2 separate regions of the Homo sapiens genome follow, and region 2 is linked to region 1. The links are chromatin contacts, found by Hi-C or POLR2A ChIA-PET in ENCODE. All regions are on one chromosome and are shown on one strand. The core of a region is the stretch at or near the end of the contact, and the rest is flanking DNA. Distances in the headings are between cores, read along the strand shown.

What was found. A loop is a pair of places that touch in the nucleus more often than their neighbours do. ChIA-PET counts read pairs that join two places held with the same protein, here RNA polymerase II (POLR2A). Pooled maps may share reads with other maps.
Region 2: a loop to region 1 is called in a map of CD8-positive, alpha-beta T cell, with 14 times the contacts of the local background. The contact joins the promoter of TRAPPC8 here to the promoter of RNF125 in region 1. A Hi-C loop is called at or near these places in 18 of 168 maps with a recorded cell type or tissue (B cell, CD4-positive, alpha-beta T cell, CD4-positive, alpha-beta memory T cell and 11 more), 37 of 37 single-sample maps with no recorded cell type and 25 of 50 pooled maps. POLR2A ChIA-PET finds 5 or more read pairs at or near these places in 36 of 52 experiments (A549, AG04450, B cell and 23 more).

Annotation. Positions count from the first base shown.
Region 1 is chr18:32,014,085-32,020,242 of GRCh38, forward strand. RNF125 (ring finger protein 125) reads left to right here and starts at 4,741. Exons shown (of 6, transcript NM_017831.4): 1 at 4,741-4,943. The coding sequence starts at 4,780. RefSeq lists enhancers at 4,063-4,935, 4,342-4,636, 4,936-5,808, 5,453-5,502 and a silencer at 4,342-4,636.
Region 2 is chr18:31,940,629-31,946,951 of GRCh38, forward strand. It overlaps TRAPPC8 (trafficking protein particle complex subunit 8), which reads right to left and starts at 2,500. Exons shown (of 29, transcript NM_014939.5): 1 at 1,980-2,500. The coding sequence starts at 2,136. RefSeq lists enhancers at 1,395-2,173, 2,275-2,484, 5,632-6,315, 6,316-6,323 and a silencer at 2,105-2,224.

The DNA.
Region 1 (6,158 bases), core at 3,491-5,990:
GGCGTGGTGGCTCACACCTGTAATCCTAGCTACTCAGGAGGCTGAGGAAGGAGGATTGCTGGAACCCAGGAGGCAGAGGTTGCAGTGAGCTGACATCGTGGCACTGTACTCCAGCCTGGAGGACAGAGCGAGACTCCATCTCAGGGAAAACAAAGACAAAAACAAAAACACAAAAATTTGAGAAAGTTTAGTTATGAATGGCAGAATGTTGGGTAGGAAGTGTTAAGTCCAAGAGAAAAATAAAAGCATGGATAAAGGCCTTGAGTCAGAGAGAACTTAACACACTCAAGGACTGAAATAAGTAGAGAAATTTAGAAGCCTGAAAAATAGGGAGGAGAGTGAAAGCAGCTAAGACCCCCAAATAGTTACTTTGGGAAACCTTACTGTTGGTCCATCCAATTGTCTCATCTCCTTTCTTGGTATAAGAACCCTATTTATGTTGTTTCAGAGAGCTGAGGTGCCAAGTCCTATGGAATAAATAATAAGTTTAAGCCAATCAGAGTGCTCCCATTCTCTTTTGCTAGTGACTGATTTAGGATGGCAATGGTGCCCAATTTTGACCAATTAGATAGGAAGGGAAGCCTGCAGAGGAAGGCCTCTAGGAAGCGTTTTTCTCCCATGTAAAAGAAGAGAGAGCTACAAGGGGGAAATCTTACCCTTTCCTTTTTGTTTTTGGAGGTTGTGTATAGAATTGACTGTTTCAGCCATAAGGGAGACATGCTGAGGATGGCAAGGGGCTGAGGCTGTGAGGACATAATTGAGCTGCTGAGACATCTCTGGAACTGTTTACACCTGGACTAGTTTGCCATATTCGATAATAAATATCTTTTTTTTTTTTGAGACAGAGTCTTGCTCTGTTGCCCCAGGCTAGAGTGCAGTGACATGATCTTGGCTCACTGCAACCTCTACCTCCTGGGTTCAAGCGAGTCTCCTGCCTCAGCCTCCTGAGTAGCTGGGCTTACAAGTGTGTGCCACCATGCCCGGCTAATTTTTGTATTTTTATTAGAGATGGAGTTTCATCACGTTGGCCAGGCTGGTCTCGAACTCCTGACCTCATGATCAGCCTGCCTCTGCCTCCCAAAGTGCTGGGATTACAGGTGTAAGCCACTGAGCTGGTCGATAATAAATATCCTTACTGAACGAGGCACTTTTAGTTGAATTTCTGATTCCTGCCATCAAAAGTAAGTCTTGCAGGAATTTTTAGATAATATTAAGGATTTGGAATTTAATCCTAAGGATTAGGAGAGCTATTAAAGGATTTTGTGCATGGGGTGACACAAGATGTTTGCTTTTCAAAAGATCACTTTAGTTGCCATGTGGATAATAAACTGGAGAGAGGCAATGATGGATGCGGGTAGAGCAGTTAGGAACTACTGCCATTAAGTCACACAAGAGAATGCAGTGATTTAAAATAAGCGGTGGCTATGGAAATAGAAGAAAATGAGCATGGTGGCTCACGCCTGTAATCCCAGCACTTTGGGAGGCCAAGGCAGGCGGATCATGAGGTCAGGAGTTCACGACTAGCCTGGCCAACATGGTGAAACTCCGTCTCTACCAAAAATATAATAAAATTAGCCGGGTGTGGTGGCATGCGCCTGCAATCCCAGCTACTCAGGAGGCTGAGGCAGGAGAATCACTTGAACCCAGGAGGCAGAGGTTGCAGTGAGCTGAGATTGCGCCACTGCACACTTCCAGCCTGGGCGACAGAGAGAGACTTCATCTCAGAAAAAAAAGAACTACTGAGATACATATTGGAGGCAGGATTGTGATTATGCTTGATTCAATGTGAATGAGGAAGAGGAAGAAATCAAGGATGACTTCCAGGTGTCTAGACTGAGCTATAAAGTGGATCATAGTGCCATTTGCTAAAAGAGAGATCAACCACTGGAGGAGGCTGCTACTATAATGAGTTCATTATTGGAGACATTGGGCTGAGGGTGTTTATGTCAAATGGTCAGTCATGTAAGCTATTAGGCTATTGGACATTTGAATGGCCTGGGGTAGAGATAAAGATGTGAAAGTTTTTGGAACCGAAATAGTGACAGAACCTGTGTGATTTTTGAGAGAAAGAGAAAGAGAGAAAGAGAGAGAGAGGAGAAGGGAAAAGGTCCTAAGACAGAATCCTAGGATCTCCAGCCCAGAGCCAGTGGAGAAGGAGACTCTGGCAAGGGAGAAGAAACAATAGCCAGAAAGAAAGAGGGAAAGTCAGAGTGTTTCCAGAAGGAGGGGATGGTCAGCACTAACAAACATAGTTGAGGGGTCAAGCAAAAAAAATAGCTGAAAAGAATCTATTGGAATTAGTTACATGAACGTCACCAGTGACACTGATAATAAAGCAGTTTTTGGACAGATGGAGGTGGAGAGGTTGGTTCAGAACCCAGACTGGACTGAATAAGAAGTGAATAATTAAGAAATGATGACAAAATGTAGAGGATCAGATCAAGAGATTTGGCCTTGAAGCGGATATGGGGCAGGAGTTGAGGCATAAGTGGGATGAAAGGGAGGTTTTTGTTTTCCTTTTGAAGATGGGAATAACTACCTTTTCATCTTATTTCCCCCCCCCCACCGCCTGCCCCCCACCACCCATGCTCCAGCTCCATAGGTCTTTCCTTTCTTTGGTTCTGCCTCATTCACTGTTCCCAGTCCACGCTTTTTCCTAAATCTTTGAATGGCTCACTTCTTTTCATTATTCATGGCTCTGCTCAAATGTCACTTCATCCAAAAATTCTTCTCTGAGCTTATTCTTCTCCTCATTGCCATTTACTGTTTTATCTTCTTCATGGCTCTGATTATCTGAAATGATTTTGTTCATTTGTTTATGGATTGATTACATGTATCTTCCTTTTGTTTGTTGTTTGTTTTTGAGACAGAGTCTCGCTCTGTTACCCACGATGGAGTGTAGTGGCATGGTCTCGGCTCACTGCAACCTCCACCTCTTGGGTGCAAGTGGTTCTCCTGCCTCAGCCTCCCAAGTAGCTGGGACTACACGCATGTGCCACCACACCTGGCTAATTTTTGTATTTTTAGTACAAAAATTTTTACTAAAGAAATGTATTTCTAGTAGAGACGGGGTTTCACTATGTTGGCCAGGCTGGTCTTGAACTCCTGACCTTGTGATCCACCTGCCTCGGCCTCCCAAATTGCTGGGATTTCAGGCGTGAGCCACTGCACCCAGCCTGTTTTGGTTTTTTGAGACAGGGTCTCCCTCTGTTGCCCAGGCTGGAGTGCAGTGGCATGATCTCGGCTCACTGCAGCCTCCACCTTTCCGGTTCAAGCGATTCTTGTGCCTCAGCCTCCCAAGTAGCTCACACCCAGCTAAGTTTTGTATTTTTAGTAGAGACAGGGTTTCACCATGTTGGCCAGGCTGGTCTCAAACTCCTGACCTCAGGTGATCTGTCCTTCTTGCCTCCCAAAGTGCTGGGATTACAGGCGTGAGCCACTGCCCCGGCTTGGTTTGTTTTTTGAGACATGGTCTCACTCTGTCGCACAGGACGGAGTGCAGTAGTGTGATCTTGGCTCCCGTGCTCAAGTGATCCTCCCACCTCAGCCTCCCAAAGTGCTGAAATTACAGGCGTGAGCCACGGTACCCGGCCTATATCTCCTAATTAAAAGTAAAGCCTGGGTGAAGTTTATGGCCTGCTAAATACGTACATGTATTATATGCGTTATTATATCCCATGTGTTATATTATATATTATTGTATATGTGTATTATATACTATGTACTATTCTTACAACTGTATGTGAATCTATAATTATCTCAAAGTTTTGTTTTTGTTTTTTAAAGTAAGTTCTGTGAGAACTGGGATTTTGTTTGCTTGTTGACGATTGTGTCTTCATCACTAGAACCGAGTCTGGCGTGCAGTGGGCACTAAATAAGTCTTCGTAAAAAGTGTAAATTAACGCCCGGCTAATTTTTGTATTATTAGCAGCGACGGGGTTTCACCATGTTGGCCAGGCTGGTCTCGAACTCCTGCCCTCAAGCAGGAGTTTCAAGCCCGCCTCGGCCTCCCAAAGTGTTGGAATTACAGGCGTGGGCCACCGCGCCTGGCTGATCATGTTTAAAGGGCGGGGTGGGGAGCGTACAAACAACAGAGGAAATCCTGAGCCGCAGAGGAAACTGGAGATGGCAGGGTTTAGCACTAGAATCTCTGTAGGAGAGGTAAGATTGGAATCCTAATCTCCAGGACTCTTTCCACTACCCAGGCTATCTCTCCATTAATGGACTATTGATTGGATGACAGAGTAGCGATAGCACCGTCTTAGGAGACGCCCAATCATAGGTCATAGGTCATTTTTGCAGCTTATTGTGATGACAACAGTGGAGGATGGTCTTCCACTTCACCTTAAAAGCGGCTGTTCTCTGATTATCATTAAGCATGGCCACGCCCGCACTTAACTTCTGACAGTGGGGAAAGCAGCTGTGTGTGATAGCTTGGAAGGTTTACTGCTGCCTCAAGTCCTCTTCTCTGCAGTTGAGGTTTCAGGTTTCAATCCTCCCAATACCACAAGACAGAGCACGGGGCGGCTGCCGCCTCCGCCTCCGCGCCTTAACCTAGGCGGCTTGCCGAAGATCTCAGCCCCGCGGCCGCGCGCTCGCCCTGCCCTAGACCAGGGTTGGGCGCAGCGGCGGAGGTGGCTTCTGGGCTGCGCGAGCTGGGAGAGCTGGGAGGCGGCGATCGCAGCTGGGCCGGGACTTCCTTCCTCCACCGCACGGCAACAAAACAACCCTGCGGCAGGCACTGAGTGCTTCGCAGCTGTCTGGGCGAGAGGCACAGCGATGGGCTCCGTGCTGAGCACCGACAGCGGCAAATCGGCGCCCGCCTCTGCCACCGCGCGGGCCCTGGAGCGCAGGAGGGACCCGGAGTTGCCCGTCACGTCCTTCGACTGCGCCGTGTGCCTTGAGGTGTTACACCAGCCTGTCCGGACCCGCTGTGGCCACGTGTAAGTTCCAGGGGAGCTCGGTTTGCGCCCACCCCTAAGGAGGGCGATGTGGGGAAGCTGAGGGCATGGTGTGGGGAAGGAGGGGGACGGAAGACAGCCTCTTAGGAAATTGCTGCAGGGAGAAACCTGGACCCGTCGGATGCAGGACCACGGGGAAAACGCGGGTCGGAAGGTGACACAGGATTTCGGGAGGAGAAAAAATAAACAAGCGGGTCCTGTAGCCCCCTTGCGCTTTCAGCTCCCGAAGCCCAGGTGCGGAACTCCAGAGAAGGGGATCCAGGCACGGGTCCCGCCCAGAGCCAGGGCTCGCCAACTGGGGAGGGTGCTCTTGGCTGGAGAACCAGCGCTCGCCCAGGCACGGAAAGGAAACGAGCTCCAGCTACAAGGCAGGGGCTCCCGCAAAGCGCAGTTACCCCGCTGAACACGGTAGAACGGGCTGCGCTTCCCTCTGCCCCAGAAACCCGGGTCCGTTTTGTTTTGCTGGAGCTGTGCACGTGTTCCCAGAATGCCCACAGAGGCTCGTCTTAAGCAAACAAGGATCTGTGCAAAGTGTCTTTCCACCCCCACCCCTGCTACCCTTTCCCAACACAGACACCCAGCCCCTCAAAGGGCAAGTCAAACTGGAGCTTCCGAGTGACTTTCCACAGTTGTTAGAGTTTAACAACCTGCTAGGGTGGGGCTTGGACGTTAGCCGCCAAGCCCCTGAATGTACTCCTTCAAAACCCAGCCACAACGTAACAGGAGGTGGCAGGCTACCTGCTTTACGCACGGTCTCTCCAAACCGGCGGAAATTACAGAGTAAAATAACTTTCTCAAAACCGCATAGTACTTAGCTAAAACTCACAGTTGGTGCAAAGCCGTGGTCGTTTCTAAGAAGAATTTAAAAACAAAGTCCCTATATAAAATTGGCACATCCTTAATGTGTGTTTGAATAACTGGTGGAGTTGGAGCTGTGAATTTGTGCTCTCTGTTTACTGTGTGTGTGTGTGTGTGTGTGTGTGTGTGTTTGAGAGAGAGAGAGAGAGACGTAGTCTGGCTCTGTCGCCCAGGCTGGAGTGCGGTGGTGCTATCTCGGCTCACTGCAACCTCCGCCCACTGCAACCTCCGCCTCCCAGGCTCAAGTGAGTCTCCTGCCTCAGCCTCCCGAGTTGCTGGGATTACAGGCGCCCACCCCCACACCCGGCTAGTTTTTGAATTTTGAGTAGAGATGGGGTT
Region 2 (6,323 bases), core at 1,250-3,749, 76 kb before region 1:
GCTGGGACTACAGGCGCCCACCACCACGCCCAGCTAATTTTTGTATTTTTAGTAGAAACGGGGTTTCACCATGTTGGCCAGGATGGTCTCGAACTCCTGACCTCGTGATCCACCCGCCTCGGCCTCCCAAAGAGCTGGGATTACAAGCGTGAGCCACCGCGCCCGGCCGAAAATTTTTTAATTATACCTGTGACTCACATTATATTTCAATTAGACAGCACTGCTCTATGGTGTAAATACATAATTCTAAATACTGTCAGGAGATAAGATGATTAAGAACACAATGTCTTGAGTCACACTGCCTGTTTCAAATCTTTCCCAGACGCAAAACTGTGAACAAATTAACACTTCTATGCTTCAAGGTCCTCAAATTTAAAATTGCAATAACAGGATTCAATGAGGACTAAAAAAGAAAAGTTACACAAAGCAAGTATCAGGTATTAGCATTATTATTATTTATTAAGAAAGAAGGAAAGAGTACACATATAAAAGTAAAACTAGCTCAAGTGTTTGTGTTTTTTTAGGAATTCAAGGCCGGGCGCGGTGGCTCACGCCCATAATCCCCGCACTTTGCGAGGCCGAGGCGGGCAGATCACCTGAGGTCGGGAGTTCGAGACCAACCTGACCAACATGGAGAAACCCTGTCTCTACTAAAAATACAAAAATTATCCGAGTATGGTGGCGCATGCCTGTAATCTCAGTTACTCAGAAGGCTGAGGCAGGAGAATCGCTTGAACCTGGGAGGCGGAGGTGGCGGTGGGCTGAGATCGCGCCACTGCACTCCAGTCTGGGCAACAAGAGCGAAACTCCATCTCAAAATAAATAAATAAATAAATAACAAAAAAATAAAAAACGTAGGGCATTTTGTTGCTCTTAAGTCCAACACTGAAGGAACTGAGACTGATGGCTACGATACAGGCTAAAGAAAATCCAAAAGTTTCCAAACTTTGTTTTTTTGGACAGCTCCCTCTCTCCGCTAAAAACAAAAGCTAATTTATAATGGAACTATTCTCCCAAAAAACATGGTAGCGCAAAAATGGTACAGCACTGATTTTTTTTGTGGATAAGTCATATTAAGCTAACAAACATCACAGTCGTTTGCCTGACACAGGCTTATTATGAAACCCTTCAGTTCTTACCGACCTTAACAAAAAAAACTTTACTTGGACTTTGTTGTTTGCAAGATATTGGCTAAAACATGCTTGAAGCTTTACCACATTATTTTCTCCTAATAAAAAAATCCAAAACTGGAGAAAACGGGTAGCTTCTTAACAAGACATTCATTAACAAGAGAAGACATTTCCATCCCTATAACTATAGATAACTCCAAATATCCAGGTTAAATTAACCACAACTTGGGCTTGCTTCCTCTTCCTTAGGGCAAAAAGCTGCTTCAAGTTTTATTCTTCTTATAATACTTTTAATTTTCTTGAGAGGTTAAGCAAAATACCGTATAGCTAAGAATATATTAGTAAAACAGCTACACGGTAGTTCAGACAGAGATGACCCTCAACGCTACAAGAATGTAATAACATCCACAACTACTTTCAAAGTCCAGTTTAACATCCAAGGGAGGATGACAGGTCTTCCTTACTCAGACCCTGTCGGTCTAAGAGGCAGCATTTTCCTACCTTAGCTGCTTTGCAAGTGCCTAATTCCTTCGCTATGGCCGTGGAGAACAGTCTCAATGCCGTTCTCGAAGACTCACGTTTATCTTTGCACCAATTACTTAACGACCTAGGTTGTCCGAGGAAGAAAGGAAGTGCCCAGAGAAACTGGAGCTTAGGACTGCGCTGTCTTGACAACCTCACGGTCCCTCCTCCAGCCGCCCCCGGAGCACCGCGGGGCCACAGCCCCAGACGCCACGGTACCGGCTCCAGGACGTAAACACTGCCCTTCTCTTCCCTGCCCGCCCGCAACTTCCTTCTCCCGACCACGGCTTTGCGGGAGCCCACTGGAAAAGGGAGGATACCACATACCCTCGGAAGTGAGGCGGGAGAAGGGCTTAAGCAGCTCCGCGAAGCTGAGGTGATTGAGACGAGTGAGCCGCTCGGCTTCGTCGCTGCACAGCGCAGCGACACAGGGGACGAAGGAGTCCGGGATTAGCTCCTGCACTGATTGTACACACTGGGCCATCGCCGCAGCACAGGCAGCGGCGGCGCCCGCCCTCCGGCCCACCCTGCGAGGTTATCCTGCGGCTGCAGCAGCTACCGCCGCCGCCCGCCGGCCTGGCCCGGCCGGGCGGGGCCCCGAACGCACTGGAGCCTAGAAACAAGAAGGAACAGACGCCGCCGCTTCGGTTTCTGGGGCACAATCCACTGACCCCCCCCTTCCCGTCACCGCCGCTTCTCAGCGCTCGTCCCCGCGTGCTCGCATTCCACCCCGATAGGTGGAGACGCCGACAGTCACCACTTAGTCCTTCGGACGGCAAAACCTTGGTCACTGCCCGGCCGGAACCGCCATGTTGAGGCCGAACCCTGACCAACCGGCAGTACTACTCCCAGCTGCCCCCGCGCGCGTCCCTCACGTGACTGTGTTAAAGGAGACGGTAGGGGCAAGGGAAGAGAGCTGAGGAGAGGGAAGTGAAAAACGACGGAGGCCGGTTGGGAGGCTGGAGCCGGAAGTGTTGTGACGGAAGCTCCCTGGGCGGGGCGGGGCTACAAGTGCGGTGGGCGGGGGCGGGGGCGGGGGCGGGGGCGGGGGGAGGTGCACAACTGTAGGCCGGGTTCTCAAGCTCGCCCTTAGCAGAGCAGAGCTGAGAGCCACCTACTAGCGGCAGGTGGAGCCTCGAGACGGGTGCTGTCGTGGTGATGGAGGCGCACGCTCGCTTCCCACGCAGTTTGGCCTTTTTGACGTCCCTGGCTGTTGTGGGCAACCGATTTGGTTGGTCGCGCTGCTTCCTACGCTCGCCGGCGGAGCAGCTAGTGGCACCTGCTCGGAGAGAGGGAGTGGATCTCTCGGAAGTGCTTGGGGTTTCGCTGAAGCGGACCTGAACAGACCATGTGTCCTTTAAATACAGCCATGCTTTTAGAAACGGACTGTCACTTTATGTGGACTCAACCATTGAACAGAATGTGTGCTTTTGTGAGTGCTGCAATTCCTTCAAGTGTAATTGCGCTACTGCATTTTTGTTGGTCGCAGGGAAGGGGTGTGCCTGCAAATGTCCGCGTGGTTCGTCCTCAGCCTCTTCCTTTTTACACTGTGCTAGGATGTTTACTTGCTTGTGGTGGAGGTAGGGGAAGCCAGTATTTGTGTACTGTGTACTGTCCTGAACCGGCTTTCATTCCTAACTTTTCAAAGATTGCTTTAAAGGGGGGGGGGCGCGGGTCAAATATTGTTTTAAAGGGGGGGACGGGGTGAGGTCAATGGTGTGTGCCTTGTAAGTAGAAATGAATGAAAGGAATTTTACTAATGTGTCACTCAATTGTTTGAGCTCCTTCTGTTTTGCATGCCAAAAATATAAGGCAAGGAAAAATGTATCATTCTATCATGATTTTATGGTGCTCTAATTAAAGGTGTCTTCCCCAACGTCAATGTCTCAAATTTTTCGACTTCTTGACACCCTCAGGTTTTCACTAAGGTAATAATTTATGACAAGTAAGATGTGTGCTTCTCATGTAAGTTGATAAATGGGAGGTAGGAAGGCACAGTAGGACATATTGATGACATGCCTTGGCTACAGATTAATTTATAAGAGAGTCCATCACTTTAGGAGATTTATTTGCCGAAGTTAAGTACGAGCCCAGGAAACAGGTCTATGCCTTTCTTCGAAGATGATTTTGAGTGCTCCAAATTTAAAGGGGAAAGGGCGGGATATTGAGAAGCACACCGTTTTCATGTAAGGGGGCGGTAGGAGAAAATAGTAATTCTTGCCTTTCTCTGGCTCAGTGAATCTGCATTTTTTACATAAGATGACATAAAATGGGCAGAGGAAGAATGTGGGAGTCTGCATTTTTCATAAGATAACAGACAAAATGGGGTAGGGGAACAATCAGATAGGCATTTGTGTCTGGCGGGCTGGGGTGGCCACCTGTAAAGATAAGCTATCAATTTGCATTGCCATGAAGTTTTAACAGCACACTAAGAATTTCCTTGTGGGCAAAATACGGGGGAGAGATGTAGCTTTTCATCTTGCAGCAATCTTATTTAGGAACCAAAAGGGGGAGGCAGATTTGCGTGACCAGTCCCAGCGTGACTTTTCCCTTTGGCTAAATCAGTTTGGGGTCCCAAAATTTAATTTCCTTTTGCAAGAGATAACATGTTACACACAATCCCTTTTCAATGCTTCTGATTCACTTCCTTACCCTTTATAATGTGAGAATCTCACATAATTTAGTGTGACTCAAGTTATAAGATACATTTTTTATAACAGGACTCCCAAATGCAAACATACTATTTATCTAGTACTCTAAAAAGTTTCAAAGGCCATTTATTTTTATGCTGAAAGTAAAAACAGCTGAATTAGACTCTTTGAAAAGGACTTTCAATGGTAATTTAGCCAAAATAGATTTTTCTGAGATATAATTCACATGCCATAATATTTACCCCTTCAGATGAGTGTACAATTCATTGGTTTTCAGTTTATTCCAAAAGTTGTGCAACCATTACTACTATCTAATTCCAGAACATGTTCATCCCAAAAAGAAGGCTTGTACAGGCTTTTATCATTCTGCACCCTGCCATGCCCTCCAACTCCTGGCAATCACTAATCTACTTTCTGTCTGTGTAGATTTACCTATTCTGGACATTTCATATAAGTGAAATTATACAATATGTGGCCTTTGTACACATATTACTTCACTCATCAATATATTTTAAAGGTTCATCCATGTTGTAACATGAATCATTACTTCATTCCTTTTTATGGCTGAGCCTAAATGGATTTTTGTCTTATGCATTGACTTTGCAGTTGTTGTTTTTTTTTTAATATATAGAGATGAGGGCTCACTGTATTGCCCAGGCTGGCCTCAAACTCTGGGCTCTGGTGATCCTTCTGCCTCAGCCTCCCAAAATGCTGGGATTGCAGGTGTGAGCCACCACACCCAGCCTGACTTCACAATCTAATACCACACCCATACACAGTGTTTCCAGTGAGTAACTTCACTGTGTAAATCTAATTCTTTCGTAGTCTATCCTGGTCTCTTCTTTCTTTTGACAAGGTACTGTTTGAACTGTGGAAACACCTTAAAGGAGATGATACTGAGGACTTAACTCTGACATTTTTCCCCTCCTCCCCGAATTCCTATCTAAGGGGCCTGTGGAGTCACACCCTACAAAACATAAAATGTTATCAAATGGGCCGGGCGCGGTGGCTCACGCCTGTAATCCCAGCACTTTGGGAGGCTGAGGTGGGTGGATCACGAGGTCAGGAGTTCGAGACCAGTCTGGCCAACATAGTGAAACCCCGTCTACCAAAAATACACAAAAAATTAGCTGGGCGTGGTGGTGTGTGCCTGTAATCCCAGCTCCTCAGGAGGCTGAGGCAGGAGAATCACATGAACCCAGGAGGTGGAGGTTGCAGTGAGCCAATATCGTGCCACTGCACTCCAGCCTGGGCAACAGAACGAGACTCCGTCTCAAAAAAAAGAAAAGTTATCAGATGGGTTTTATGTAAACTTATATAATATGGCTTACTTTCCAACTTGACTCTGGCATAACATCACATGACAGATAAAGGAAATCAAAGTATTTTACCTCAAAATATATTTCTTTGCCGTATTTTGAAATGCCCCTGCAAAGCTATTTTGTGGGGAGAGAGGTAATTGCATCTGTTAAGAATCTCTGTTGGCTGGGTGCAGTGGCTCACACCTGCAATCCCAGCACTTTGGGAGGCCGAGGCATGTGGATCACCTGAGGTCAGCCCGGCCAACATGGTGAAGCCCCGTCTCTACTAAAAATTTAGCCGGCCGTAGTGGTGGGCTCCTGTAATCCCAGCTACTCTGGAGGGTGAGGCGGGAGAATCACCTGAACCCAGGAGGCAGAGATTGCAGTGAGCCAAGATCGCACCATTGCACTCCAGCCTGGGCAAGAAGAGCAAAAAACTCCATCTAAAAAAAAAAAAAAAAAAAAAAAAAAAGAATCTCTATCAACATAATTAGATGTTTCCCCCTTCCAGGCCCTCCCAATTCTGAAGAGATTAGCTGAGAGTCTAGCCCCTTTTACAGGTCAGAATAGGAAACATTTGCCATCTATTGTCTCTAAGGATGGCCACCTAGGAGACTTCATCTACATAATAAGAACCTTAGTGTCCACCACCCCTTATCTTAATCCAGGCATTCCTTTCTGTTTATTCCAGGTCTTTAAATAGTAACTTCACTCTTTCA